3 separate regions of the Mus musculus genome follow, and all the other regions are linked to region 3. A link is a loop called in an ENCODE intact Hi-C map of the cell type or tissue named here. Cell type or tissue: left cerebral cortex. All regions are shown on one strand. Each heading gives the region's core, and the rest is flanking DNA. Links, peaks and the distances in the headings are about the cores only. Region 1 holds the start of Gm17751 (predicted gene, 17751). Region 2 overlaps Gm32622 (a long non-coding RNA gene). Region 3 has its middle 62 kb from the start of Gm17751.

Region 1 (10,359 bases), core at 2,770-7,769, 56 kb after region 3:
GCCCATGTTCTCTATGGAATCTTCTGCATCTGAGATTCTCTCTTCCATCTTTTATATTCTATTGCTGATGCTCACATCTATGGTTCTTGATTTCTTTCCTAAGGTTTCTATCTCCAGAGTTGTCTCACTTTGGGTTTTCTTTATTGTTTCTACTTCCCTTTTTAGGCCTTGGATGGTTTTGTTCAATTCCATCCCCTGTTTGGTTGTGTTTTCTTGTAATTCTTTAAGGGATTTTTGTGTTTCCTCTTTAAGAACTTCTATCTGTTTAACAGTATTCTCCTGTATTTCTTTAAGTGATTTATTAATGCCCTTCTTAAAGTCCTCTATCAGCATCATGAGAGAGATATGACTTTAAATCTGAATCTTGCTTTTCAAGTGTGTTAGGGTATCCAGGACTTGCTGAGGCAGGAGTGCCAGAAATTAATCCATACACCTATGGTCACTTGATCTTTAACAAGGGAGCAAAAACCATCCAGTGTGTGTGTGGGGGGGGGGCAGCATTTTCAACAAATGGTGCTGGTACAATTGGTGGTTATCATGTAGAAGAATTTGAATTGATCCATTCTTATCTTCTTGTACATAGTTTAAGTCTAAGTGGATCAAAGAACTCCACAAAAAACCAGAGACACTGAAATTTATAGAGGAGAAAGTTGGGAAAAACCTTGAAGATATGGGCACAGGGGAAAAATTCCTAACAGAACAGCAATGGCTTGTGCTGTAAGATCAAGAATTGACAAATGGGACCTCATAAAATTGCAAAGCTTCTGTAAGGCAAAAGATACTGTCAATAAGACAAAAAGGCCACCAACAGACTGGGAAAGGATTTTTACCAATCCTAAATCTGATAGGGAACTAATATCCAATATATACAAAGAGCTCAAGAAGCTGGACTCCAGAAATTCAAATAACCCCATTAAAATGGGGTACAAAGCTAAACAAGAGTTCTCAGCTGAGGAATACCGAAGGGCTGAGAAGCACCTGAAAAAATGTTCAACAGCCTTAATCATCAGGGAAATGCAAATCAAAACAACCCTGAGATTCCACCTCACACTAGTCAGAATGGCTAAGACCAGAAATTCAGCAGACAGCAGATGCTGGCGAGGATGTGGAGAAAGAAGAACACTCCTCCATTGCTGGTGAGATTGCAAGCTTGTACAACCACTCTGGAAGTCAGTCTGGTGCTTTCTCAGAAAACTGGACATAGTACTACTGGAAGATCCAGCAATACCACTCCTGGGCATATATCCAGAAGAAGTTCCAACTGGTATTAGGAACACATGTTCTACTACGTTCATAGCAGCTTTGTTCATAATAGCCAGAAGTTGGAAAGAACCCAGATGTCCCTCAACAGAGGAATGGATACAGAAAATGTGGTACATTTACACAATGGAGTACTACTCAGCTATGAAAAACAATGAATTTATGAAATTCTTGGTCAAATGGATGTATCTGGAGGATATCATCCTGAGTGAGGTAACCCACTCACAAAAGAAGTCACTTGATATGCACTTACTGATAAGTGGATATTAGCCCAGAAACTTAAAATACTCAAGGTACAATTTGCAAAACACAAGAAAATCAAGAAGAAGGAAGACCAACCTGTGGATACTTCATTTCTCCTTAGAATAGGGAACAAAACACCCATGGAAGGACTTACAGAGACAAAGTTTGGAGCTAAGATGAAGGATGGACTATGCAGAGACTGCCCCACCCGGGGATCCATCCCATAATTAGCCACCAAACCCAGACTCTATTGCATATGCCAGCAAGATTTCGCTGAAAGGACCCTGATATAGCTGTCTCGTGTGAGGCTATGCCAGTGCCTGGCAAAAACAGAAGTGGATGCTCACAGTCAGCTATTGGATGGATCACAGGGCCCCCAATGGAGGAGCTAGAGAAAGTACCTAAGGAGCTGAAGGGGTCTGCAACCCTATAGGTGGAACAACAATATGAACTAACCAGTACCCCCGGAGCTCATGTCTCTACCTGCATATGTATCAGAAGATGGCCTAGTAGGCCATCATTGGGAAGAGAGGCCCCTTGGTCTTGCAAACTTTATATGCCCCAGTACAGGAGAACGCCAGGGCCAGGAAGTGAGAGTGGGTGGGTAGGGGAGCAGGGTGAGGGGAGGGTACAGGAAACTTTCAGGATAGCATTTGAAATGTAAATAAAGAAAATATCTAAAAAAAAAAAAGAAAGAAAGAAAGAAAGAAAGAAGAAAGAGAGAGAGAGAGAAAGAAAGAAAGAAAGAAAGAAAGAAAGAAAGAAAGAAAGAAAGAAAGAAAGAAAGAAAGAAAGAAAGAAAGAAAGAAATGTGCAACAGAGTCTGGAGATTGGTACCCTATGAGGAAGAGGCCAGTGAACAAATGCTACACTTCTGGTAGCAGTTTTGGATTGTGGAGGGCAACTGTGGCCTTGGTTTCTGAAGAGTGTGGGAAGAGAAGGTCTGTTTAGTTCTAAAAGTGGATAGTTGTTTAGATATTGATTTCTGACCATGGCAAATGGAAACTGCAAATTCCTGTCTCCTGTCTCCCTCAGCTCAAGCACTCAGTCTGCCTCCTGTTTGGTGCTTCCTGCTGCACTGCTACATCCCAGTTCTTATGTGCATGGGTGAAGTCCATGACCTTTGCTACGTCAAAGTTCTTATGCATTGCATGATTTTCACTGCCGACTTAACTATCCTTGACTAGGCCATATTTTCTTATTTAACCCCCCTCTGATTTTGTTCCTGAAGTTTCAAAATTACTTTAGCATTGTTTTTATTTCTCTCTCTCCCTCTCTCTGTGACTCTCTCTGTGTGTGTTCATGTGTGTGTATATGTGTGTTTCATGCCACTTGTGTTTAGGCATCAGAATAAGGCATCAATTCTCCAGAGATGGAGTTATAGACAGTTGTGACCCACCTAACATGGAAACAGAACTTGGGTCCCTGCAAGAGTAGCATGTACTCTTAACCACTGAGTCATGTTTCCAACACCTCAGTTAATTTTTAACTTTGAAAAATGTGAAATGTGTGTGGGGAGAGGGGGGTTAAAGGTTGACACTGGATGTCTTCCTCTGTTGTTTTCTATCTTTTGAGACAGGGTCTCTCATTGAACCCAGAGCTCCTTGATCCATCTAAGCAGGCTAGCCTATTATCTGCCGGTATCTGCTTACTGCTGCCCCACAACACTGAGGCTTTACCAACATTATGCTTTTATATACCTGCTGGGGATGATAACTCAGGTCTTCTCCTCAGGTCCTACATTTTAAACATTGTTAGCGTTCTTTTCTGTATATTTGTAGACCTCCAGCATCTCCATCATATTCACATTAATAAAAGGATTAAATGCATTAACTCCACTCTCATTTTCCTTTGGTGATTTCACTCTGGGAATTTTTGTCAGCTTTTCACAGTTTGTGGAGAGACAGAAAATAGAAGCACACTTGTCATTTTCAAGAGAGAATTGACCTTCTGTATAAAACCTAGCCAAAACAAAACAAAACAAACAAACAAACAAACAAACAAACAAAAACAAAAAAAAACAAAGGCATAAAAAAGAAATCCTATTTTATGTACATCTTTGAATTATATAGAAAGTGCATTTGAATGGTCCAATAAATCTATGCTTCTATGTAAGTTTCCATATACCTATATTGAGATAAAAACAAATGTGTATGCTGGGTCAGCCTCTTTAAAGACAATCTTGAAGTTCGTTGAAAAAGAAAACCACTTACTGGTAACATTTTCTTTTCTTGACAGTACTCGCTGAGTCAAGGAACCTAACCAACCATTTTAGCTGCTAGCTCTGAGTGGCAGGAGTCAGGCTTCTCTTAGCCCTGTTCACAGGGCTTCATTCTGTCTCTATCCTCCTGGAACAAAGGGTCAGGTCTGGAGATGTTTTGTATAAACCATCACAGGTCTCCAACCAGGAACAGAATCCACGTCATGTTCATATTCTAGACACTATGCCCTAGAGGCTAGTGTGCTCAGTTTCCAAGAAGAGTAGGCATGGCCTCTTTGTCATCAAAGCAGAGTTGTAGGAGCCACTGGGGCCACACTGGTTGGACACAAATCTGGCTGAGATTCTCAATGCTGGTTCCTCCACTTCCCACAATTTCCCTTTGGGCAGCCGTTTCTCACATTTTAAAGAGAGTATTTGGTAGTGAGGATGCCGACTACCTGAAGTTACATGAAAGTTGAATGCACTAAGGCATGTAAAATGCCTATGAGTGCCTGTCTTATGATCAGGATTCAGGACATAGTGTAGACTATTATTATTTTAATCTATTTATTCTCAAAATCATTGAAAATTGGCTTAATCTTTTTTATTCACATGTCCAGACTCTTTTACAATCTGCTCAAAGGATCCTTCAGACTATTCGCTGGTGAGTTGGGAAGATGTCCTTTTAGATTTTAAAGTAATTCTATGCTCTCTAACTTAATAAAAAATACTGATAGTGTGTAAATATAGGTTATACATTCTCCCCTACGTGTAGATTTCTGTGTCCAAAAGCTGACAGTTAGCCAGTTAAGATAATTCAAGAGACTGAGAAAAATTACTTCCTCAAGGTATTGACATACGTTGCCCATGGGGTAGTATTAATATTCTTGGAAAAATTAAAACTGATTTACCCAAAAAGCATGTTTTCATGATTCACCTATGGATATGTACATGCCTAGAGAAATATATGTTTTGTGTGTGTGTGTGTGTGTGTGTGTGTGTGTGTATACATGCTATTTCTTCTTCTTTTTTTAGTCAAATGCCACCATGCTGCATATGTTGTCTGCAAGTTGTGTTTCTATTCGGTGGTTTGTTTTTTGAGATTGATCCATGCCAGTTTGTGTAAACTTAATGCACTGCTTTTGACTGCTGAATACCACGCCAGCAAATAAATATGCTATATCTTATGTATTGGCAAGTCGTCCGGATTTCCAATTGTCTCTAAACTTAGGATGTTTCAAGAGGGGTGTCTGAGTCATGTAAGCACTTAGGCACCGCCTCAAAACTAGTTGTCTATCCATTGCTTTCAGCAAGTCCCTCATTCTCCAGTGGTGAGGTGTGTTTTCTTCCTTTGTCTCCCTGCAGACACCTGGCCAAGCGCCCTCAGCTCCCATCTCCTCCTTAGAGGATGGAATTCTCTTGAGGTCAACGCAGAGACCCCAGGCAAATGCTCAGAGGCATCAGGTGCCTTGGTCTGTCATTCATACCATGCCCAGCCACATCTGGTCCTGAGAGAAGGTGGGCTGAAGCGTTTCAGTTGCTCCTCTGGTCTCCAGCCTTACGGAGCTGCTATGAAATTAGACACCAGTGAATTGTTCAGGACATGTTTTGGACAAGTAAACTCAACCATAAAATTATAAATACTAGTCATCTGAAGCTCTGAATGGTTGAGAGCAATAGCTAATTAAGTAGATGGTGCAGTGCGTTTTACTTGCAGAATGCCTTGTTGGAGAGACAGAGGCTTCTAGGCTGGCATCAGGTCAGCACAGAATCTTCTTCTCGGGGGGAAAACAGATTTCATCTTGCAATCCACGATGCTCTGAAATTTCTAATTTGAGGCTCTGTGAAGAGATGCACAATCTGGTGCTTCATGCTCCATGGTTGGATCCACTCAGGCCCATCTGCTCACTGGGAAAGACTGGAGGATGCTTTCCTTTTGGTATTTTAATTTCAGGTGTAGGTGTTTCAAAAAAGGCAGCTACTAAAATGAGTCTTCTTGAGATATGTGATGTAAATGTTTAAGTCAAGCGACAGGATGGGTTTGGCTAGCAATTCATACCATCTAGTGCTCCCTGCAGGAAGCTCTGGTGGGCATAGGCATTTAAGACAGAGTGAACTTCAGGCCTGTCTTTCCCCAGGAGTCGAAGGTATAGAAGGCTGATGGAGCCTGTGGCCCTGGAGCGGTCAGTGAAATGAAGTTCTCCTTTGGGGTTTTCAGATCCATCTCTGACTTTTGCTTTTCAGATTTCTGTTGGTTATAGCTGTGAGAAAAGGTGCTTTTGTGCTTGGCTACTTGAAATCTCCTGGGAAGCATCCAGTTACCATCCAAGGCAAAAGTAAAGGTTGACTCTCTAGGGCTGTGGGGTTTTGTTGTGTTTTGTTTTTTTTTTTTTCTTGTAGTTTGTCAAAAGCTAAATTTTATATTTTTATCTTCGTATTTCCTGAAAAAGAATAGAACACTATTAGACTTATTTCTATCAAGGCAGCTGGTATGTGAGAGCATCAACCACCCTGCCTTCCCCAAATAATCAAGGGAACCAACCAACCAACCAACCAAACAAACAAACAAACAAACAAACAAAAAACAACTCCACCAAAACAAGCAAACAAGCAAGCAAGCAACAAACAATAAAAAACAAAAACATAATCAAAAGCAAAGCAAAACAAAACAAAAATGAAAGCTGAGCTAGATATGGTGGTGCACACCTTTAATTCCAGAACCTGGGAGGCAGAGGCAGGTGGATCTCTGTGAGTTTGAGGCCAGCCTGGTCTACAATGCTAGTTCCAGGACTACCAGGGTTGTTACACAGAGGACCTTCTGTAATAAGGTCACAACAAGAGAAACAAATGAAGAAAGAAAGAAAGAAAGAAAGAAAGAAAGAAAGAAAGAAAGAAAGAAAGAAAGAAAGAAAGAAAGAAAGAAAGAAAGGAAGAAAGAGAGAGAGAGAGAGAGAGAGAGAGAGAGAAAGCAAAAACGAGAGAAAAAGAAAAAGGAAAAGAAAAAGAAAAAAGAAAAAGAAAAGGCAAACAAGCAAGCACACTGGTTCAAATCCCAGCTCTGGTGCTTTCCTTTCCTGTGTCTGAACACGTTTCTTAAATAGTTCACCCTTGGCATTGTTTCTGCTACTGATACAGACAGCATTCTCTGCACTGATGGAGGGAATGGATGGTGGACAGTTGACACAGCCTGCTCTGAGCCATCTCTCCTTTGAGGTCAGCTCTGTTGAAGATTGTCATAACTATGCTGACACAGTTTAAAGCCTAGCACTGTAACACCTCCATCTAGAAGAGAATGATGCCTTGCTTACTGCATGGCAAAGGCTGATAGTTTTGTGAACTTACTTTGAGTATTTTTACCTCAAGATCGTGCCTCAGTTGCATCTCTCTGCTAGTTTCCTCTCTTCTAGAACACCAGGGTATTTGTATACTTGTCATCTTAACCAGACACTGGAATGGGGAAAGGGTTGTTTTATTTTGAAAAAAGGCCTCACTATGTTGCCCAGGCTGACCTTGAATTTGTGGACCTATAATCCTTTGTGCCTCAACCTCCCAAGTCCTGAAATTACAGATCTCTGTCACCAGGTATCACTAAGAGAAGATTAAATAAGTTAAAATAGACATCATTTGATGTTTAGAAGGGTATTTGAGTCTTTTTTTTTTATTTTGGCAGAGTTTGGAAGTGAAAACTATAAAACTGGGCTCTACAATACATTCATAAAATAAAAATGATGGATTTGGGGACAATCTATGCCCAGCTAGCTCTCAAAATGGCTAGATGCCTGGTAGGAATGCCAATGATACTGGAACAGTTACAACATAGCTAATTTTTTATAATGAAAAGAGAGGTCTGAGATCATTTTCTTTTGGATGTAAGATGTTTCTGTGTAGTATGACTTATTTAAATTTTCTTTTTGGTATATTTTGCTTATTGGTGTGTGTGTGTGTGTGTGTGTGTGTGTGGTATGTGGTGTGACCCTGCTACTCCTATGCTGTTACAAACTAGGCATTCCATAAATGGCTCAACAAGTCCACTTACACTTCTCCTCAGTGACTATATCTAGGCTTACAACTTCTATCTCTGCCATCTATGTGGCTCTGCAGTTCATTTACATAGACCACATTGTCCAGAAAAAGGCTGAACTCAGTCTTGCATTTCCAAGTGTCTGTTAGCAAGCCACTTTCTTTGTGTCACTGTCCCTGAGAGGTTAAAGTCATTGAGGTCCATGCTGAGATGCTGCAGTGACAGAGAAGATGCCAGTCCACAGGCTAACTCAGTAGATTTGGGTCCTCACTTAACTCTTTCAGGCCTCTGTTTTGGTTTTGGGTTGTTTTGGTTTGCTTTTGCTTTGTTGTAGCTTATAGCATACTGTGATATATGTTGATAAATCTCAAGAGCAGCTTAGAAGCTTGAGCACATCAATTAAAGGAGGAACTGTTCGTCTCTCCCTCTGTTTCCTTCCAGAAATCCCTGGCTCTTCTCTTTTGCAGCACCTCTATCTTCCATTACCTGCTTATCCCTGGCACCTCTGCAAGTCAGCCTGGGGTTCCTAGTGCCCATGGGATGCCCAGAGGCCCATACGCTCTCAGTGGAGCACAGGCTTGGCCCTCCCCCTGGCAGCAGTAATAAGGAATTATCATCCTTCCTGAATGTTCTCTATGAAGGAGAAATTGCCACTTGAAGCTTTCTATGGAATTTCAGCTGGCTAATCAAATCACTTCAACCGGTTTACTTTGAAAGGACTTAATTTTTATTTTTACTAATAAATTAGTGAATTTATTTCTTCCAGATAGCCCACTCATATTTTAATCTGAGCTTTCAGAACGTAGTATGTTTGTTGAATCAAAGCAAGGGTTGCTGTGGAGGTGATCTGACAGGTTTCGGGTATTATTAGAGTATTAGAGCAAGAGGAGACTCTCCACGCTACTCAGGTGATGCTTTGCACAGCAGGCACTCACCTGCCCTTAACTCTCATTGACTGAGTCCCTGACTCAGGGTATTGCTCTGGCTGGGAGGCCTCAGTACAGTGCTGTATCTATCCCATAATAAGCTATGTCACTATCGTCATGGAACATAAAGCCCCTGTGCCTCACGCAGACTCATCATCTGTCCTTCACAGTTCTTAGAGCAGTGATTCTTCTTCACCTGTGGGTTGTGAACGCCTTTGGTTGCAGTTCAGCTCTTCTGGATATGAGAAATTTACATTATGACTCAGAACAGTAACAAAATTACAGTTACACTTGGGAGTGAGAATTCTCATTGCAGTCTCAGGCAGAGTTTACTTATGATATAAAAGACCATTTTCACTTTTCATGTTTTTTTTTTTTAAATTCATTTTACATCCCCATCACTGCGTCCCTCTGAGCACCCACCCACACACACACACACAATCCCTGCCTCTACTCATTCCCTTTCTCCTGTGAGAGGGTAGAGGCCCTCCCTGGTACCTCACGTCTCTGTGGGTTTAGGGGCATCCTTTCCCCCTGAGGCCAGGCAAGGCAGCCCAGCTAGAAGAACATATCCCACAGCCTGGTAGCAACAACTTTTGGGGTAGCCCCTGCTCCAGTTTTTGGAGTCCACATGAAGACCACATGAAGCTGAATATTTGCTATATGTATCTGGGGAGGCTAGGTCCAGCCATGTATGCTCTTTGGTTACTCTCAGTCTCTGAGAGTTCCAAGGGTCCAGGTTAGTTGACTCTGTTGGACTTCCTGTAGAGTTCCTATCCTCTTCCGGGTCCTCAATCCTTCCCCCAACTCTTCCATAAGTGTCTCCAAGCTTCCATCAACTGTTTGGCTGTTGTTTGTTTGTTTCTTTGAGTTTTGGGGATATGGTTCTTTGGTTGGGGGTATTTTGTTATTGTATTGGATTTTTTTGTTTGTTCATTGAGAAAGAAGTTGGGTGGGGCTGGAAGGGGAAATGATCTGGAAGGACTCGAGGGAGGGGAAGACTATGGTCAAAATATATTTAAATATAAAAATTGTTTTAAGTAATAAAAATAAAGAAATAAAAAAGAGAAAATGTCTCCAGAAGATCAGACAAGCCTGTAGGATATTCTTAATTAGTGATTAGTCGGGGAGGGCCCAGCCCATTGTGGGTGGGGAACTACAAGTCAGTATAGAATTGTCTTCTACACTAGAAGGAATCTTAGTGTTCATCAGTTCCTGGACTTCTTCCTCACCACAAAGGGCTCCTTTGAAAAATCTCAGCACATTCTTCTAAGACAGTAGTATATTATCACTTCTATCCACATACCATTTTAAAAGAATGATAGAGTTGTTAAAGAAAAATAGATAAATAAATAAATAAATAAATAAATAAATCCTTAGATATAAGAAAGGACCTGGCTTTAGTCCACTCCATGTGGTCCACTTTACATTAGGGAAAATCAAGGACCATTTAAGAAACAGTATGTCCTTAGGACTACTGTGCTGGCTAGTCTTATGCCAACTTGACACAATCTAGAGTTATCTAAATGGAGGGAACCTCCACTGAGAAAATGCCTCCATAAAATATAGCTGCAAGGCATTTTCCTAATTAGTGATTGACAGAGGAAGCTCCAGCCCCATTGTGGGTGATGTCATCGCTGGGCTGATAGTCCTGGGTTCTATAAGAAAGCAGGCCGAGCCAGCCAGGAGGAGCACGCTAGTAAGCAGCA
Region 2 (10,359 bases), core at 2,764-7,763, 360 kb before region 3:
AAACGGAAACTTTAACCTTGACCTTCCCAGAATTCCTTTTGAGCAGCTGAACCAGGCATGCGCATACTGTGTATTACTCAGTTCTCACAAACATTTGGTTCAAAGATTTGAATCAACTTTAGTGTTTTATTCTGGTGGCAATTAGCAGTTCCTAAGTCACGTTATAAATCCAGTTTACATGTGCCACATTGAGACAGGGCTGGCATTACAAAACTTAATTCTGGCAGGTAACCATTGCAGTCACCCAGTGGAGCTGCAATCTGGTAATGGAAAAGTGTTTCATTTTAACTATGAAATTTAACACAAAGAATACAGCTGCTCCGCCGCGCACTGACAGTGTATGTTAATTTGATTTATAGACATGCAATGTACCGTGCCTAATATCCAATGCTGGAAGACTTCAGTAAGCCTAATACCAGCATCATAAATGAGAGGCAACCATTATGGGTTAGCTTCACATGTGTGAGCACACCTCCTCCCAGTAGAGGAAGCAGCAGAGGCACTTTGAACAAGAGAAACAAGAAGGAATGCTCGCCTGTGTGGTGGGTGAGGGCTGGGCTTTCTCACACAGGCTGCGGCTTGTCTGGAGGTAGTTCTTGGGCTTTGTACCATGTGTCTAGCCACTGGCACATTTACAACCTTCTTCTCAAGACACTCTGGTCTGTGAAGAGGGAACTGGCTTAGGGCTCCCATTTGCTTTAAGGTGTGAATGACTTGGAGACTTTCGGTTTTCCATGAAGGCAAAGAGGAAAGAGATCCCCTGCACTCTGAGTCCATCAGGAATTCTGAGGAGCAGATTCCCACTTTGACTGATGCCCACGTGGAATGCATATGACATCAACAAACAAACAACACACCTCTGTGGGATATGTGCTGTGTGTAGGCTGTTGTATGCATTGAGCACACTCTGTGTTGTGTGGATACAGAAGTGTTATGCATACTGTGTGTTGTATGTGTTGTGCTTGCTCTATGTATGTGGTGTGTCTGTTCCTATTGGATTCATCAGCAATGTCCTCTTTTCACATACACTTTGGACAGACACTTTGCGGGGAACCTAGATTAACGTGGTCACTTTCCCTCATCACTGTTGCTTTGGCTCTAGTGTGCCAAGTCCCCTCTAGGCTCACGTATTTGAGCACTTGGTCCCTAGCTGTTGGCACTGTTTGTGGAGGCTCTGAACCTTTTGGATTTGGGGCATCATGGGTAGATGAAAGATTGTAGGGTTGTGCCTTGAAGGTTGTAGGCTTGCCTCTTATCAGTCCAGCTCTCTGCTTCCTAGCTGGGGACCTGATGGAATCAGCTGCCCTGCCCCTGTTTTCCTGCAGCCATAACCTACAGTGGTCCTTGCTGTGTGTTGTCCTTGCTATTATCAACTGTGGTCCCCCAAACCATGAGCAAGACTGAATTCCTTCCCATTCTTAATAACTGTAGTGCCTAATAGCTATATGATATTCTATTTGGTTCTGATCTATGACCAAGACATACGGTCTTCTACTTATATGACTATCATAATTTCCAGATAATATATAACAACAGTTTGAAAGTGGCTAGAGTGTCCCATTTTTTGATGCAGGGCAGAGGTCTGGTTGGCATGTCTGTATATCCATTTTAGCCTTTCCTTGGGGCCCTACATGAGGTCTGGCAGGGACACCACCAGAATGGGTACTCAGTTGCCAATACCAACTCTCTAACAGCCCTCTCCAACAGGGTCGGCCTGTGTTGACCCCTCCCACAGCCCAGTGGCATCTTCTGCTGGGTGTCTTGTGCCTTTCATCAATCTCTCTGATCCTGCACTGGTATCTCCTCACCTGTTTTGTCCTGTGCTCTTTACCCTGATCTTTGTTTCCAGGTTGTTGGTATCTGAAACCTTCCAATTGTGTGGGGAATTAGATCTTTTCCTGTATATACATCACCTGTTATAGGTAGGCTCCATGCTGCTGCCTGTTGGTGGCTTCCATCTCTGTGTATTTATAGGGTTACCTGGCAGTTAGGAGGTGAGAGAAGAATCATGACAAGGTAGACCTGACTGGTACCTCTGCTCTGTCTCCTGTCACTTTAGACCAATGACAAACTTTTGACTATATTGTCTGCTGCTTTAGTTTTGCCTCACAGATCTCATGCATGCCATTTTTCTTTTGGCATCCTCTAAATCAGAGCTATAAGGGGAAGGAAATTCTGGGAAGAGCCATTCCCAGAGCAACCAAGTTTGATTGTGTAGAATAATCCAGCACAAGGCTTGCCTCTGGGGAATGGAATGAGAGTGTTATGAGATGTGATACTCAGCACAGAAGCACAGGGCTAGCTATGAATCTTTCAAAACACACACATAACACACACACACACACACACACACACACACACACACACACCACACACACACATACCACACACACACACACACACACACACACACACACACACACACACACACACACCATACATCACACACACCACACACACACACCATATACACACACCACATACACACACCACATACACACACCACATACACACACACATACACAGAGAGAGAGAGAGAGAGAGAGAGAGAGAGAGGGAGGGAGGGAGGGGGAGAGCGAGAGAGAGAGAGAGAGAGAATCAGAGCTTCTATAAAACATTAGTAGGCTCCCTCATATCTTTCCATATAATTCTTTTCCTCTAGATATTGCTGATGATCTTGCTTGGTTAAAAAACAGCAGCAGAATAGTGCATATATATATTTGCACATGCATACATTGCTATCATGCATTTCAATGTATATATATATATATATATATACATATATATATATATATATATATATGTTTTGAGTCTATGCAACTCACCCCATCTGGCTTATTCTGTGGGCCCTATGCCTTTAATGATGATTCTTTAACCTCTGCCAAAGACACCCAGGGGACAGGAGAGCCCAGAAGGAGGGCTTGGTGAGAGAAGGGTGGAAAGTAAACTCCCTGGGAGATAAAACTCATGCAGCACACAGGGGTGCTTTGTTCCATTAATTTTTATAGGGAGAGGCACGCCCCCCACTGCTTTATCCTGCCTCTCCCTCAGGCACTAAGCCAACTGTGTGTTCTCATACTGACATCTCTGCAAATAGCTGGGGAAGGAAGAGGCAAGCTTGAGATACGTGCATCAGTATGGAGGCCGCGGCCTGAAACCCTTGCCTTGCTCCGGTTGGTTCTAGGTCTCTTGCTATCGAGTTAGGACCTCCTTGATTTTATTTTGAATCTGACTAAACAGCTAAAGTCTGATATGCAGAGGACAGAAGAAGCCATTGGAAGCGAATATCTGCCTTTCTTTCTTAGTGAACACCAAGTGTCCCAGGGGCAGGGCACTGCGCCATTTGGAGAGGAGAGTGGTGGTGGTGGACGAGTTACCCTGATAGCACCTGAGATGCCTAAATAATTTCTAAATAGCATAGGGCAGAGACCACTGCCTCCTCCACTGCATATAAACGAGTCCTCAAAAGATCATGGTCGTAGAATTCAATCATGTTTTCCTGGAGCCACGTGACCCCTTTCCTCTGGTACCTCACACTCTCTGGTGGCTTGCTCATTTCTTATGTCGGGGACTCAAGGGTTGATTTGTATCCCTAGGGACTTGCACTCCAGCTAAGATGGAGTAGTGCCTTCCACGCTTGCCAGACACCTCAGTTCTTCCCGGCAAGACATCTGACCCCATTTCCTAGTCTTCCCCTGGCTTGTTCTATTCCTGTCAACATGATTGCCTCTTGTGGATGTTTGAATACTATAACATTTGGTTAGATGGTCCATGTCTGGAAATTCCTTCCCCAGGGAGCTCAGAAACAACCCACTCAGCATCTCTGTCTAAATTTCACTTCTCATCCACGATGCCAGTGCCAAGCTATAACTGCCCTTGCCCTGTTACACATATGTGACTGGATGTCCTTTGCTTGCTCCACCCCCACACCATCTATTGGCTTCCAGGACACTGTAATTTATTTCTCCGTCTCGTCTTCCTGTTTGTTCACTGTTTACATACACCTACTCCTCTGTCATTGGTAAAGTAAGCCCTCCTCAGGCCGTCATCTGATCTGCTTTCTTCACTGACGTGACCTGAGTACTCACAGGCGGTTCACATTAGCTATTTGTTGATGTTTGTTGGACAGTGTTTCATGAAGAAATTGCTTGGAGTTCTTGTCATATGTTTGCATGTCAGCCAAAGGCAACTTCCAGCGAAGTAAGAACTGAGTGGAAAGGTGAATTCCACAAATTTACCTCAGGAGCCTTATTCCTGGACCATTCACTTGGCCTGCTAATAATCCTGACCCTCGTGAGACACAACAAGAAAGTGAGTCCTGGCCATTGCCTGCTGTTCTATAGAAGCCACATGACTTGTACTTGGGCTTCATGGAGGCTTTAAGTGAGCAGAGCATCTTTGGAAGGCCCAGGGATGTTTTGAAAGTTCTGCAACTGGTAAATGATATAGAGGAATCTCTCACCATGAATCCTGATAGCCAGTCTTTTCCTTCTTCATCCAAGCTAGTTTTGGGACCCACAAGAGGAAGGTCAAGGCAGAATGGCTGGGATGACATCCAGAAACAGGGACCACAGGGATTCCAGGTTTACCATATGTTAAGGTGACCATGAGGCTTACCCAACCATGATGGAGGATTTTGCTGTCTGTGTGTGTGATTTCAGAATGAGCAAGGTGGTGCTGTTGCTAGAGATTTTGTTATTTTTCATTTAATGGTTTTGTTGCATATGTAAGTAGCGTCGGTTTACATGGAGAGCACTGGTTAGAATAATAGCACGGACTGTAGGTACTACTGCTTACAGCCTGTCTGGTTTGCTGGGCCATTTGTGTATGCATGTGTGTTGGGGGTGGTGCTCTTTAGCAGAGTGATTCTCTCTTTTGAGAAAATGTCTCCCTTTGTAGCCAAGGGTAGCTTTAACCCCTGGTCCATCTGCCTCAGCTTCCTGAGTTTTGTGACAAGCACGTGCCATACTCTGCTTCAGAGTAGGAATTCTTAGCAGGAGATAATGGCAGCCATCATGGGAACTTGGAAGGATGTTCAGCTGGCATCTTACAGGTAGAAAGCAGAGTGCTGCCAAACATCTATAGTGCACAGAACATCCCCATAGCAAATCACGATCTTGTCCAAATATTGGGGTGCTGAAGAAGGCTTGAGAAGCCTTGCCCCCCAAGAATGGCAGGAATGAATGACTGTTTCTGTCTTCCTTTTCTCCTTGTTTTTCTGAATCCTGCCTCCCCTCCCAGCTAGAGGGAGTAGAAAGAGGACTGGAAGTCTCTCTTTAGAATGTTTCTTAGGAATTAATTGGCAGAGGGAACAAGGAGTTCCAACCTCCCACGTCCGTCAGCTCACCACCTGCTGCAGCATCAATTATGTCTCGGCCCACGCCACGCCCGAAGGTTGGAGAGCTGCCGTGTGGTACTGTCGGTACTGTGGGGCTGCAGCCTTTAGACACCTTCCATGAGGCAGGCAGGGATGAGTGGTGAGCAACAAGAGGGGAGGCCGGTACTCCGTGTTGTCAGCAGCCGAGGAGCCCAGGGCGTCATGTAACCCAAATGAACTCCGGGTTTAATCTCTGCCTCTGACAGCTCCCTGGAATCGCAAGAATGCCTGAGGATATTTGTTCTAGCTCTTCCATTCAGTACTGAAATACTTTCCAAATGAAGAATAATGCTGTCAGCTACTACTCTGAGAATTAGCATATGCCTGCCGTTTGTTTCTTTCACCAATGGAGCCAGTTACAACCTCCCTTATACATAGTGTAGCGTTTCCCAGTTCTCAGAGAACAGGAACAGAAATGATCTCACATGCAACGGTTTTCACTGAATATTACATCTGAAAAAGAAGAACTTACTTTAAAGGGATTTTCTTTTTCCTGCGGTATTGGTCAGCAGAGGGGGAAGGAAAGACTCTTAAAACAATTGAGATTTCCATTTCCCAAACGCCAGAATGGTTAATGGATGGCCAGAACATTGGAGCCCTGGGGTAGCAGAGCCCTAGCTGTGTGCACAGCACTTTTTGCGTTGTCTTCTTTGTTAGTCCGGGATGAGCTAGTCGGATGGAGGTTCCCCTTGTTTAGATAACTTACTTTGCCGAATTCTAAATGTAAAGAATGGTCTCTTCTGCCGTGCCTTTGTTTAAAGGACTTTGCTGTTTGGCTTTCCTTTTAGTGTCCAAGACCCTACAATTTAGATGCCACAGCAGGTTCCTTTTTCAGGGGAAGTCCTTAAATTCTGGTGTCCCTTGAGGTTCCCTTTGAGTTTTCCACCTTTCCCATGTGCACATTTTCCATAGGTGGCTTCAGCTCTGCCCTGGAATCAGTTGCTGTTCAGCTCCTGTCTGTGTCTTTTTGATGGTGGTGGTGGTGGTGATGATGATGGTGATGATGGTGATGATGGTGATGATGATGAATGGCAAATCTATCCTCAGCCCGATGGATGTTTCAGTGTAGAGTGAGTCTAGGCTTGGATGGTGGGAAAAGCAAGACTGAGGGTGAATGTTGACTATTGTCCTTTTAGGTTGGATGTCTCCTTTGGTAAGAGTCCGATTTCATGTCCCAGATCCTGAGTTCTGTCAAGCTCTGCACTCTCTCAAGATTTACCACAGTGCCCAGCAACAGCAAACACCAAGAGGAAGGAGACTTCAGAGATGCTGAGTTTCTGTGAAATGCCTCCAGTACAACCTGACAATGGCTCCAACTATCACCTATAGTTGATCAACATCCAGCCAGGGGACCCTCAGTCTTCGTTGTACAGTAGAATAATCTAGAAGCTTTTTATAGACAGAGGTTAAGGCCTCCTTCCAGACTTCCTGAACCAAGACAATCAGGATGATGTAGGAAGATGTGCCAGCCTTTTTGTTGTTTGTCTGTCTGAAAGACCAATAGCTTGTAAGTAACCGACCAGTTGACTTGTTTCTTGATGAGAGTCCATCTTTAGCATTCAGTAGGAAAATAGGTCATTCCTACCGTCGGTCACTAGTTTAATACCATGGTCACAATGGCAAGTGACTGCTGTGTGACCAGGGCAATCATTTCTACCCACAACTTCAATCCAAATCCATATTTATTTTTGATAGATATCAAAGTGTATGTGTGTGTTTATATGTGTAAATAGTACATTTTTGCTGATCTAATTGTATGTGCGTGTGTCTTAGATACTGACTTAATTCATTATTAAAGCAGAAGTGTGATTCATTTAACTGTATTGAGACTGGGGAGCACAGTAATGAACAAAATGAATAAACATCCTTGCCCTCACAGAACTCAGGCCTTGGAGGAGACATCAATAGACAGGATAGATAAGCAAGATTTAGGACACATCCAGATGGCAGCAGGGCTATGTTAGATCTCAGTTGTTGTACAACAAATCTTCTGCAAACAGAAAGGCTAAAATAATAACAACATATTTGTTTACAGAGTCTGAGGGTCATAAGTCAAAGAGTAGCTAAGCTGGATGTGTGCAGTTTAGACTCTTGTCATGAGAGCGAGTAAAACTATTGAGAAGGTCTGTGCTAAGATGGCTTCCTGGGGCTGGAGGCTACTCTTGTAGGAGTCCTCAGTTGTTCTTCACATGCTGGCTTCTAAGAACAAGGAGAAAGCCAACCTACTTTATATGACAGCAGTCATTTCTGTGCACTCTATTTGCTGAAAGAAGAGTCCTCAAGTAGAGTTTATATTTGCAAGAAGAGCTGTTTTTAAAATCACACAAAGGTCAAGGGAATATAATACAGCAGAGGGACGAGAAACAAAGAGCTGGTGAAGGGTAGATACTGTTGTTGGTAAGCTGACAAGGAGGTCAGACTGGAGTGGAAGTTTGGGTGGGCTTGGGGTGCAGGTTTAGTCAGGAAGGTAGCCAGGGTTCATGGGAGGCCATGGGGCAGGTCTTTAGAACTATTGTTGGGACTTTGGCTTTTTCTTTGAGTGAATGGGAGTTAACGGAAGCTTTGGAGGGTGATAATTTTATGCCTCCCAGAATATAAGGTATAGGGAGCCAAGTAAAACCAGGGAGACCAGTCAGTGGCTCTTGAGGTAATCAGGAGAGATTGGTAGCTTGGGTGTGGTGTCTGTATGTGCACAGATGAGGCATGGTGGGTTGTGGCTGATTTGGAATACAAGCTTCAAGATTTGCTGATAGGTTGGACGTGGGGTGTGAGAATATAAAGGGAAATGAATAAGGATTGCCACAAGGGTTGTACAAGTGAAAGGATACAGTCGGTGTACGTTATGATGCTGAGGGAGTGCTGTATGCTCAGAAGCCGAAAGCGCAGAAGAAGCACAGGCATGTTCCCTGCAGATGAGCTTGTTTCTCTTGAATATTTATAAACCAGGAAATAGACTCTGAAGCAAACAATCCTTGGTTTATCTTTTATTTATTTATTTATTTATTTATTTATTTATTTATTTTCTATTGTCATCCAAAAAACATTTAGAGACAGGTGTGAACCACAGAATTTTCACTGGCCATCATTGCTAGTGACCTGAAGGAGCAAAAGGATATTTTCTGACAGTGCCTATAAATGACTAATGTCTATGATACCCGAGAATGTAGAAAAAGGGTCTATAAGGTGACCTCCTGCATGAAAAAGTAGAGCTGTGAAGAAGTAAGCTATACCAGATTGCTCTCTGTGCCAGACAATCTAGGATGATCTTGGTCATTCAGTCAATTATTTTCCTTTTAGATACTTGAAGATTAATTTATTTATACTTTCCTGGCACAGTTAGTTATCCATTGCCTGATATGCTCTAGGTGTGAGTTGTTCTAAATGCCAGCTTGTCACAGCCTGTGAAGAGAGCCTGAAAAAGAGAATACTTAGGTAGGGTTGGCCTATGGATATGTCTTGGGGGGTGGAGTTTGATGTAGGAAGACTCAGCCTATTGTGGGTGGCACCAATCCCTGGGCTGGCTGGCAGGCAGGCAGGCAGGCAGACAGGCAGGGGTGTGTGTGTGTGTGTGTGTGTCTGTGTGTGTGTGTGTCTGTGTGTCTGTGTGTGTCTGTGTGTGTTTGTGTCTGTGTGTTTGTATACTGTGTAGGATAGGAGAAAGCTAGATGAAACAAGCAAGAAGAATGGGTGTGTGTGTTTCTCTCTGCTCTTTAACTACGTGTGTATGATCTGGTTAGCTGCTTCACCATGACTTCCCTGCTATGCTGAACTATAACAGGGAATTGCAAGCCAAATGACTCCCCTCCCCCCTTTCTGCCCTGCAGTTGCTTTTGGTCAGGATACTTTATCACAGCAACACAAATGAAACTAGGACAAAGTGATGATCAAGATTCTGACTTAAGGCAGGAGGAGAATTAGGTTGAATCACATGAAATGGCTGATTTTTGACCACGTGGGGTCTACCAAAATGCCTCTTTCATGTTGTTCAAGATTCTGTTTTATGAGAAATGCATGTACAGACTGCTTGCTCTAGATGCCACTGATGCATATACTCACACCCAGTGCCAGAAGGTCCCTTTGCCTTCAGTCTCTAATCATGTGCCCCCCTCCCCAATAACACCATTGTTCTTATTTCTGTCTTAATACTTGCCACAGACGCCTATTTTAATTTCAGCTCCCTTCCCTCTTTTCCTGTCCTCTGTGTAAATGGAACACAGCTGCTTCCTGTCACCTGTGTGCATGGTGTTCCGTCATGTACTTGAACCTGTAAGGTCGGATTATGAGGCATGACTCGGCCTGAGGATGTACTTTATTACTGAGCATATCATATCTTATCTGGCTAGGGTATCAGTTTAGAGCATTAAAGTCCAGCCTGGGCCAGCTGAGCCAGTTATAAGTGTGACTCTAGGCCCCAGCTGTGTGGATCTTGCAGGAATATGCTGTCTTACCCATACCATTTGTGACAAGCATAAGCTACTGGTAATAGTGTCTCAGCCTTGAGGGCAGCTTTAGCCAAGGCGAGTTTCTAGTGATGATCATCATCTGATAATGCTCTTCAATTTCTTACTTCAAAACGGAAGGTCTGTGAACCAACCCAAACTGTCTCTAGGTACACAGGCAATTTTGCTTAAGATTGCAGCAAGAAGTAGTGTGTTTTCTCCTTTCCCTTGAATTCACCTGCATTTTTTTTTTAATTCCAATACAGCATATGCTCAGCTCTGCACTGTTCACAGACTTAACATCTTATCACTCTGCTGGGAAGTTACTCTCCCCCTGCCATTATACAGCTTCTTTCATGCTCCACAACTTCACTTTACATTATCTTTTTCTAGACAACAACATTCTCAGAGGTTTTCCTGAGTTAAGTAACACAATTACACAGGAATAGCTGCAGGATGTGTCCGGACTGGAACACAATGATCGTGCTGTGGGAAACAAGGAGGCCATTATTTTTGCTGTCTTACTTAATTAGTATTACACAC
Region 3 (10,359 bases), core at 3,524-8,523:
CCACCTGGTGTTCATAATGTGACCCCTGGAAGGGCAGGATAATTGCTCCTGTGAAACAATTGACTGATATTAAACAGGCACTAAAGGGTTATTGGCCCGTGATTTATTTCCATGGGTAGATCTCCTACAAAACCCTCCACGTTTCCCTGGAGTTTCTTTGCTGCCACTGTTGTTCTCAATATAATGCCGTTTTTCCTTTTAGAAAGGTTTTTGATTTAATTTTTATTATTAAATTTTTTAAGTTATGTGTTATGAGGAATTTGTCTCTGTGTATATTTGTTTGTGTACTATATGCATATCTGGTTCCAGTAGAGAGTTATGAGCCACTATGTGGGTGCTAAGGATTGAACCTGGGTCCTCCACAAGAGCAGCAAGTACTCTTAACCACTGGGCCATCTCTCCAGTCTCTAGATAACACCTCTTAGAAATGCATCCTGTGTATTCTAGATGACTATGGGCTAAACCACCCTGTCTTCTTCCTCCTTTGTCTTTTACCTTGCTGCACTGGAGAAAAGGTCTGTTCTAAGACAAGACATGGGCAGGGGAAGGTATTTCTTTTCTGGTGTCGGTGCGTGAAACTGTCATTATTTTACTCTAACAATTGACGTGAGCTTGGCTTTTAAGGGAACTCAGGGTTAGTTGCTGTCTGCCCCAAATCCGGAGAGCATTGACTTTCTGTTCTCCACCTATCAAGAAGTAAAAAAGCTATTTCTGATTTTCCTGGGCAAGAAACCTTTTGGGTCATCTCTTTACCTCTAGACGAAATGTATGACTTGGTATTTTTGTAGGTCCACCATCTGTTGCACTGGCAATGCTATCTTTTTGAAGTTTTGTTTTTCTGAAAGACAGAAAAGATATTATTGATTTAAATCTTTTGGTATGGGTCAGGTAAAGTAAGATGACAGCTGGAGGAAGTATATGAAGTAATTGGGTTTATTTTAATATATATGGTGTGTGTGTGTGTGTGTGTGTGTGTGTGTGTGTGTGTGTGTGTGTGTATTTCTATCTCTAACTTTTCTATTTGCTAAGACAAAGGTTCTTGGTATGCATTGGTCCCCTGAGTCCTACTATTCTTGTTACATGTTCTCACCTGTCATGATCTGTTCTGTTGCACTCTAGGGAACCTCTGTGTTTACTTTTCGGCAGAATGGGAGAGAGCGATTATTTTGCTCACAGTAATGGAATGGTTTGAGCCTTTTCCCGCTTTACCAGACACTGGTCAACTCTTACCTTATATGAGCTTGCTTTACTGATGTCTGAGGTTGGAAGCAATTCTTGGTGAAATTTTGCTTAGTTCCCAGTGTGCACCACTGATGTCTAAGGATCTGGTTGTCTGTGTTTGTGCTGATTTTGCTGCTGACCCATCAGTTTTCCAGCAGTCAGAGTGTTGCCATGATCTCTTCAGCCTCAGCACTTCAAGTGTTCTAATTTGGATGAATCTTGTTGTAAAGATTGTCTTGTGCATCATTGGATATTTTTCAGCATCCTGGCTCTACCCACCCATGTGTCCCTTATACACCCCTGAGTTAAGAAAAACAAAAATGTCTCTAGATATTTGGAAGACATGGGGTGAGCAAAATCGTCCTATAGTCGAAAACCCACTGTGTAATGGCATTTTGTAAGAATCAGAGAAAAAGCCTGGCAGTGGTGGCACATGCCTTTAATCCCAGCACTTGGGAAGCAGAAGCAGGCGGGTTTCTGAGTTCAAGGCCAGCCTGGGTCTACAGAGTGAGTTCCAGGACAGCCAGCGCTATACAGAGAAACCCTGTCTCAATAAAACAAAAACAAACAAACAAACAAAAGAATCAGATAAAAAGATAAACCATTTTCTGCTGAGGGTCATATAATAATTGTTCATTATTGTGTAACATATTGACTGTGTGTAGATATTCAATTTTGATACTGAATCATGTACATGAATGAGTGGGGCTTTATTTCAATAAAACTTAATTTACAAAAATAGGCAGCAGACAGACATTTTGTTCATATAGAGGTTGTGGTTTGCCAACCCCCGATATTCTACATAGATCAGAGATTTTGGAGAGAGTTGAGCACAAGTCTCTTTATAGCCAAAGAAGCTTAGTTAAACTCAAAGTCAAACCCCTATTTACTCCAAGATATTGGGGGGTCATATATGAGACCCTAACACCTTGCTGGACTCTTCTAGAATGTTCACAAGGCAGTATTATTGACAATCAAAAGGTGAACTTCAATGAATGAGAAATGGATAATGGGTATTATTTTTTGTGCTTGGTCTGCTCAGTACTTGCTATGCTGTCTTTGTTTATTGGATATTTGGGAAGAAACAACTGAGCGCATGTTGTTATGCTCAATGCAATTTTATCTTACATTGGTCTCAGCATCAAACATGCCGTCAAGATACTTTACAAAGAAAAATGTTTTGATAAGACATTTAAGAACATTTTTTTGCTTCCAACATTAACAGAAACTTTTTGCCTGGTAATATCTAGACCTAATAGTGTCAGATATATATAAGAAATGTTTTGTACTTTTTCACATCTTCCATGAAAGCTGAAATTGCATATATGCTATTTGAAGCACCAAAAAATAATGACATAATTTTGTAGCATTAGAATAGATTATCTTTTAGCATATTAAAACAAAATCATATCAGCTTATTGTTACCACATAAATTACAAAACCTGACCTTCCTTTTAAGGTCTAACAATCCACTGCAAGCATTTATGGGAATTTTTCCTTAGTACAATGAATTTTATGATTCTACATCTTCAGAATAATTGAGATTTTTTTTTTTTTTTTTTTTTGGAGGCAGATTTAACACTTTGCTTACTAGAAGCAAAGTGAATGAGTTAAAAAACCTAACTGATGTCAAGGTCTAACAGATGTTGAGATCCCAAGACAATCACTGTATGCTAGGATTTTAAATTTTGTTTTATTATTTTTAAGTACATGTATATGTGTGTGTACATTTGATCGTGTGCGTGTAAGTGCGGGTGCCTTCAGACATTGGATTCCCTGAAACTGAATTCATAGATGGTTTGAACAGCCTGAAGCAGATGCTGGCAACTGAACTCAGGTCCAGCGCAGCAAGTACTCTTATTGTCTTATTGTCTTATTGTCTTATTGTCTGTGCCATTTATTCAGCTGTGGGTGTGAGTTTTTCTATTATTTTATGTCCAGTGGGGGTATGGTGTATTAAGAACAGAATACAATCAAGTATTAGAAGTGAAGATTGCATTTCCCCAGAAACACTTTCAAGAAGGAACAAGATAATTGTAAGGAACACTAAGGACATTTTGTGCTTATTTAGGAACACATCAAAAATAAAAAAAGATATGCCCCAAACTAGTCCTAATGTTTGTAAATTTCTCAAGGTGGGAAAAACCTATACTGAGCCCTCTGCTTGTGACTTTCTTGAGATCTATAGGAGAATGAAAGAATAAGGAAGACTGGACAGGACACATGAATGAGCTCAGAAGGCACCTACTGCCCAAGTAGAATCCAGATTCAGGCTAGTGTGGACAAGATAAGCCAAGCATCTGTCAAAAACACCAACCATCTAAACATATGTCCTACTCCATTTTCTCATGACTTATAAAGAAAAAAATCTTTTAATTAAAATGTGGTTACATCACTTTCCCTCTCCTCCTTCCAACTCTTCTTATGCTCCACTACACTGCCTTCTGAGTCTCTCTGCAGAAAAATCTTCAGCTTGAGAGGACTTGCTCTGTTTAAGCTTCCAGCCACTACATTATGGCAGCCTATGCCTATCAAATGGTTCATGTGCCAGGACAGAGTCTTGGATCTTGCCCTGGGTGGAACACTCTTTCTGATCCAGAGCTCATTGGAGGATTGGCTGAAGTCTCTTCTGCCAATCATTCACAGATTATGACATTTTTCATTATCTGAGCCCTGATTGGTCACACTTTCTTCACCCATCAGTCTTATTGTTGAGTCTTTCCTAGGGAACCCAAGTTATGATGGCTACTAAAAGCAACGTTTACATATTTGAAAGATGTGGTGTCATTTATAAGTATATACAGAATAGTTATCCCTATCCTCAAGTGAGTGTGACTGATATTATCTAGTCATGAATAGAGGAATATCTGAATTGGAATGAAACATAGCTCCAAATACCATTAAGATGATATGCTAGTCTCACTAAAAGCCTTTTATTGGATCACAAATAAAGGAGACTATGATTTTAATATACTATTTTATTAGTTCCTTAAGAATTTCATACAATGTTTTGATCATATCCACCCTGTCTCTTTCCAGATTTACCTCCTCTTCCCCAACCCTCCCAAATTCATGTCTTTAAAAAAAAATCAAAACGTGTAATTATTAGACTGTAAATTTTTTCCTTAAAAAAATAAATAAAAGCTGGCTGTTAAATGATGTTGAACTAGAAGAACACAAAAACAATCCTGCCTGGGTCAGTCACAAGACTCAGTTTGACCAGAGGGGTAGTTTATGAACCTAGGAACGTAGTACAGAGAAAGAAATCCCAGGAGGATATTGATGGTGATTCTGTAGTCCTATGGAACTCAGAGCTTGAGTAGCAGCCTTGCCGCAAACCCCCAGATGTCCTCATGTAAAAAGTGTTCATCTTCCCCTGGGCATTTGTTTTGGGAAGAAAAGGCTCAGAGTGCCCACCTCCCAGCTCCACTCCCAGCCCTGGGTGCCAGCTCATCCCTGTGTCTACTCAGTGCACCTGGGTAGACATACATCCTGCCTTGTCCAAACCTATTTTCTTCTGGGATTTTGAAGCTGGAGAGTGCATAAAAGGAGGCAGTGGGGCCAAGAGGAATTCAGATTACCATCTGTAAGGATAAAAAGTGGATTATTGTGTCAGTGGTACCTATTCCCAAGAGATGCAACATAGTCTGCCTTATTTCTTGCTGGCTTTCCATGTCCGGTTCTTATACGTCCATCATGTATCTGTGACTCCAAGGGGCTTATAATTAATATGGGATTTAAATTAAAATAATATATGTATGTAGGTTTTGCCATCATGTATGTCTGTGCACCATGTTGGTACCTGGTATTCTTGGAAGCCAGAAAAAAGCATCAGTGCCCCAGGACTGGAGCCACAATATGTATATTTGAGATGATCAGAAATCAGATTTCTTGCTCATGAATATTTGTATTGACTCAATTACCCAGCAGCCCGGTAGAGCTACCATAAGAACAGAGCCTTTCCCATGACCTGTCTCCCACTATAGCCACTATACCCATTATAGCCCACTATAGCCACAGCCCTATACTATGTAGAAGAAGAAGCAAAACACCAAGTGCAGCACTTGAGAACCGATGCTTACCTGTGCTCATATGTGTGCATTTTTGAATGTTAAACAAAAAGATAGCAAACATGTCTTACATATATCGAGTATGGAGTCTAGAAGAAAATAAGGACATAGCCTCTTTCCTGAGTAATGAGGAACTCAGGTGGCTAAGGAGATTGGGCCCAATTGTCCTGGAGCCTTAGGCATGTTCTAGATGTTGAATGCTTCTCTGATGACAGCTTGTTTGTCTCTTTCTCCTAAAGAAATGCAAAATGTGCAGAAATGCTTTTGGCTTGTGTGTTTTTTGTAATTGTTTGCAAGCTGGCTGAATGGTAATTCACTGGATCTTATTTTGTGTTTGAAGATGCCCCAGCTCTGTTCAAACATTTTCTACATTTTTCTTCATTTGTTACCTATTCACGAGAATAAGTCAAGCCCATGTTTTCCTCACTTCAGAGGCCACTGAAAGAGTCTGTTCCCTAACCAGGCCTGCAAGGATGGAGAGTGGGCGGGATGTGCGGAGAAACACGTTCCCGAATATGTTTCACCCACACAAACTGGGATGGAAAGAAGAGCTCTGTACCCGACAGGCTGCTCTCACAGAGCCCCGACTTCTTCCCACCTCCTTACTTCAAGTTTTACAAGTGAGAAAACAGGGCACAGTCTTCCTAGTGCAGATCAAATATTTTCAGGCTATTTTCAACTCACTGCTAGCATATGGCCTAAGGACTCCAGAGAGGAATACGGTCAAAGGACTTTCTTCCTTCTTCAGTCTTGATATTTAACACTATCCTAAGTAAACAGGGGATAAAGAGAGTCAACTTACTCTAGGTGGTTTCTGTTCCGTGCTTTTCTGTGTGAGCTCTAGTGTTCCAGTGTGGGAAGTATTTGTGTTTTTGGATATCAGGAGAAACAGTGAAATGAATCACAGGGTCTTCACCAGGATTGTTTCAAAATATGGAAGTAAGATTTTTCTGGATTCTTGAGATACTCTTTCTGGTGACTTATACTATGAAGTGACTGGGGGTCTTTTAGGTCTATAATAATTCAGTTTTGATGTTACTGTAATTAATGTATGCATTTGGCTGGCCCAAAGACAAACAGGGGTTCTACAGAGGGAAAGACAGTTCTGGGCCTCGTCACCTTCAGCTGCACAAGGAAGTCTGATTCCCTAGTAAAATCAGGCTTAGAATCACTGCAGGATAATGACAACTGGAGAAACAGAAGTGTGTGTGTGTGTGTGGTGTGTGTGTGTGTGTGTGTGTGAGAGAGAGAGAGAGAGACAGAGAGACAGAGAGACAGAGAGAGAGACAGTCAGAGAGACAGTCAGAGAGACAGAGACAAAGAGACACACACAGAATCAGTACAGAATCATGATAAGCCGAGAAACAGCAGTCTGTGTGTCTCTGTATGTGTATATGAGAGAGAGGGGGGAGGGGGAGGGGAAGGGGAGGGGGAGGAGAGGGGGAGAGGGAGGGGGAGAGAGAGAGGGAGAGAGAGACAGAATCAGTGCAGGATCATTACACCCAGAGAAATAGCAGTGGAGCGATGGACTTAGCTTTTCTCTTTACTATTCCCGAGTTTGGTTACTCCCACTAGGTAGGATGATCTGCTGACATACCAGCAGCATGTACACATGAAGTTCTGCAGAGCCCTAGCAGGCAGACCTGCTGGGTGATTGTGATAGCTCTCACCTTCTTCCTTCTCCCAGGTAGTTTTTCAGGCAGGTACCTCAACATTTCTGATAACTGTAGAGCACTGAATACTCTGAAAAATATTTTCCTATCTTCTCTAATTAAGCACTAATATCACATGCTCAAGTGCTAATAGCTTCATTCTGTGAAAAGTTGAGACTGAGAAAACCCCCTGGGATGAATGACTTGAAAAGAGCCCAAGATTTTCTGCTGAGTCGTGGCAAGAACCTTCCTTCCTTTAATCCTCTTTATTTTGACTCTGGAACTTTTTCTTGGGGTCAAGACAGTATTATTGTTATCATTACAGGCCTCTATTAGAAAAACAATATCAAGCCATATCTGAAGGGAGCGCCATACATATTCCAATTGAATCTGTCCTTACATGCCAAGTAGGGATGCTGCCACCATGTTCCAGAGTTGACACAAACCAGTTCTACAGGTAAAGCCTTCTGTAGGTGGGTGATGTCTCTGGGAGGTCAGAAGCTGGACAGAGAGGTGTTAGTGTGGGAAGAGGCAGAAGGAAGCTGTTTACACGGAAGATATGTCTTAGGCAATGTTGTGTGCAATCATAGTTCATCAGAAGGAAATGAAGGGCAGAGGAAGAAACAAACACTCCCACCAGAAAGAAAAGTAACACAATTACTAGAAGAAACAAAGATGGTGGCCCATAGATCAGACTCTGTGTCAGATTTTACCCAGGACTGGCTGGTTGTGATGTCCAAGTGCTGAATGAAATTAATGGGCCTTAGGAAATCCATGTCTCTGATGGCATTTTGGCCTAGTCCTATGTGTCACATGAGTAAAAATTAGTGAGAGGAAATTAGAAATACAAAGGTTGGCTGGCATGTAGATAGGCAACCAGGATTTTTGACCCACAGATATATGTGTGTGTATATATATATATATATATATATATATATATATATATATATATATATATATATATATACACATACATACATACATATATATATGTATGTATGTATGTATGTATGTATGTATATATGTTGGCTGGGACACTCCTTTTGAATCCTGTTTTAATATTTGACCATCTTTATTCCTTAAGAACAGTTATCAAATTTGTTTCCTTGTGTCTGCCTTTATTGATTACAAATGTCCTCAAATGTCAAGACCATGGAAAATGGCAACAGACTATCAATTCCTCATGTTAACAAGCACCACATTTATTCCAAAAAGATCAGGAAAAATAGGGGGGGGGGGAAGAATCACCACACAGATGATTTAAATCATACAGTTTAGAAAGATATGGAGAAGCAGGCTTTGGTTAGGGTGCAAGCTGCTTAGAATTGAATTTAATTTAAAGATGGACAGTTTTCCTATAGGGTAGGCATTTCTGTCTTCCTGAAGCCAGAATAGATTCCATCCAGATGCCTCATGTTTTTGCCCCCAGAGCAAACATTACATGGGAACTGAGCTGAAGGAGCCGAACAAAGCAACCTTGTAAATTCTAAATTCGGGTGATTGCATCATCCAAGTCCTAAACATATTAAGAGTTCAATCCAGCTTTTATTTTTATTGAGCATTTGTAACTAATTCCCACTGATCAAAGACAATTTAGTCTCTCTCTCTTCCCCCAACCCCTTGTTTTTCTTTTTGGCAAATAAATCGTATTCTGGAAGGATGACATGGGAATCACTCTTCTTTCCAGCGGCCATACAAATCTGCTATTTCAAGGAACGTGAAATGGAGGGAAGCAGTGCATTTTGGGAATTCATTAAGTGGATGAATTCATTAAATGTTGGAAGGAGATAATTTAGACCTTTTTTGTAACGCAATAATTTGCAACTGTATAATTATCAGGGTTTGCTTTAGTCTGGGACAAAAATCTGATATTTATACTTAAATGAAAATTATCTACCACTTATACTGACAAAAATATGAGCTCCTTATTTGTGGTTCTTAAGAGTGTGTGAGGTTACAGGATCTCCACTTTGCCTTTTCCTAATTAGGACTTAGTCTGGGGGTGGCTAGGATAAAGCAATGCAGCCCAGGCTACGGATGGTACCTGTGTAAGGCTTTTGATATGAATAGAAGTGGAAAATTGAATCTGGGTAAAGAACCCTAGACCTTACTCCTGGTCCCTGCATAGATGTTATGGTCTTTTGTTGAAAAATAGCAAAGGCTACAATTGCAATGAGCCTGGGGAAGATATATGTATCTGGGGTTTAGGACTCAGTCAATCGGGGGGGGGGGGAGGACACAAATGCCATGACTTTTTATTTGGTATGATGTGCAGAAATGGGAATGTGAGGAGCTGTGAAGTATATTCTTTATTAAAGAGAACTGTACCTCTAATAGGTTATTATCAATGACATAAAGGAAAGATGACATTCATTGGTTGCTGCCCTACCCTCAAATTCATAAGCATTGTCCTTCTTGGTAAACAGGCTTTCAAAGGACACTGGGAAGTTCTTCTCTGAGCTCTCAGAAGTGACCAAGATGACTGTCTGTTGACCAGGGAAGTCTGTTTGCAGGACGTTTATCTTCATAGCCTTAGTCTTAATGGCTAGGCCTCCCCTAGTTTACAAACATGAGCTCATATAGGACCACAGTCTTTACATGAGGATAATTGTGTGTTTGGTCTCTTGTGGTACACTGTCCTTTGCTTTATCACATGGTTCCCATAGGAACACTGTGAGGAGTTCCTGTCTCACATTGTTGATGTGGAAACTGCTGTACCAAGAAGCCAAGTGACCAGGTCGGTATCTCAGGGCTGGATGGTGGAGTTCAGCATGCATCTGTTGACATCAAAGTTATTCTTTGCATCCTCATGCTTGCTGATGCTTTCTGAAGGTGATCTGTCCTCTCTGAATGTCTTTGTTGACAAGTTATTGTTCCAAAGTGACACCCACCTCTTGGGACAATAACCCAGGCAAAGTTACAAAATGGAGGATTGTATTCTCCCTTCTTAGTCAGTAGAGTGAAGAACCATTGACTGTGCCTTGGGCCCATGGAAATTCTGTGCTGGAAGTATGTTGATGAGCGAGACTTTTGTGTTCCACAGGATGGTAAATGACTGTGAACAGTTATAATGTATTTTAGGTAAAATAACATCCCTAGGCAGGGATAGATTCTAAATATCCCTTCTTTGTGAAACTATTTATTAAGAGTTCATTTCATGGAATTTCAAATAGGTAGAATTCTCTGAATGGTGATTATTAGTGCAGGACCACAGGGGCATGGGAGCTGGGTGGAAAGAAATAAGGTGTACTTCCAGAGATAGGAGATAATGAGCCAGACTTGGGCTCTTCACTGGATAGATTTAATTGTCAAGTTGACACAATCTAGAATCAATGGGGAGTGTCTTATGAAAAATTCTCTAGATCAGGTTGGTCTCTGGGCATTTCTTTTTAAAATTTTTTTTATTAGATATTTTT

The links. Peaks named below come from ENCODE experiments on the same cell type or tissue, not always from the same donor. Only the 100,000 strongest peaks of a DNase experiment are listed, where the experiment ranks them.
Region 1: it touches region 3 in a loop (7-fold over the local background); 3 of 42 quality-filtered maps call a loop at or near these places.
Region 2: it touches region 3 in a loop (4-fold over the local background); 2 of 42 quality-filtered maps call a loop at or near these places.

The regions. Positions count from the first base shown.
Region 1 is chr1:76,478,797-76,489,155 of GRCm38, forward strand. Gm17751 (predicted gene, 17751) reads left to right here and starts at 10,337. Exons shown (of 5, transcript NR_038013.1): 1 at 10,337-10,359. In left cerebral cortex, for the core only: a CTCF peak has its summit at 5,768; DNase peaks (open chromatin) are centred at 5,060 and 5,609; H3K27ac peaks cover 1,291 bases.
Region 2 is chr1:76,065,554-76,075,912 of GRCm38, forward strand. The region is part of intron 5 of Gm32622 (a long non-coding RNA gene); the gene reads left to right. Among named protein-coding and RNA genes, the nearest start is that of Gm32737, 24 kb to the right of the region's middle. In left cerebral cortex, for the core only: a CTCF peak has its summit at 5,234; DNase peaks (open chromatin) are centred at 3,093, 3,688 and 5,379; H3K27ac peaks cover 2,327 bases.
Region 3 is chr1:76,421,854-76,432,212 of GRCm38, forward strand. No RefSeq gene overlaps it. Among named protein-coding and RNA genes, the nearest start is that of Gm17751, 62 kb to the right of the region's middle. In left cerebral cortex, for the core only: no CTCF peak of the experiment used is centred there; a DNase peak (open chromatin) is centred at 5,805; H3K27ac peaks cover 1,203 bases.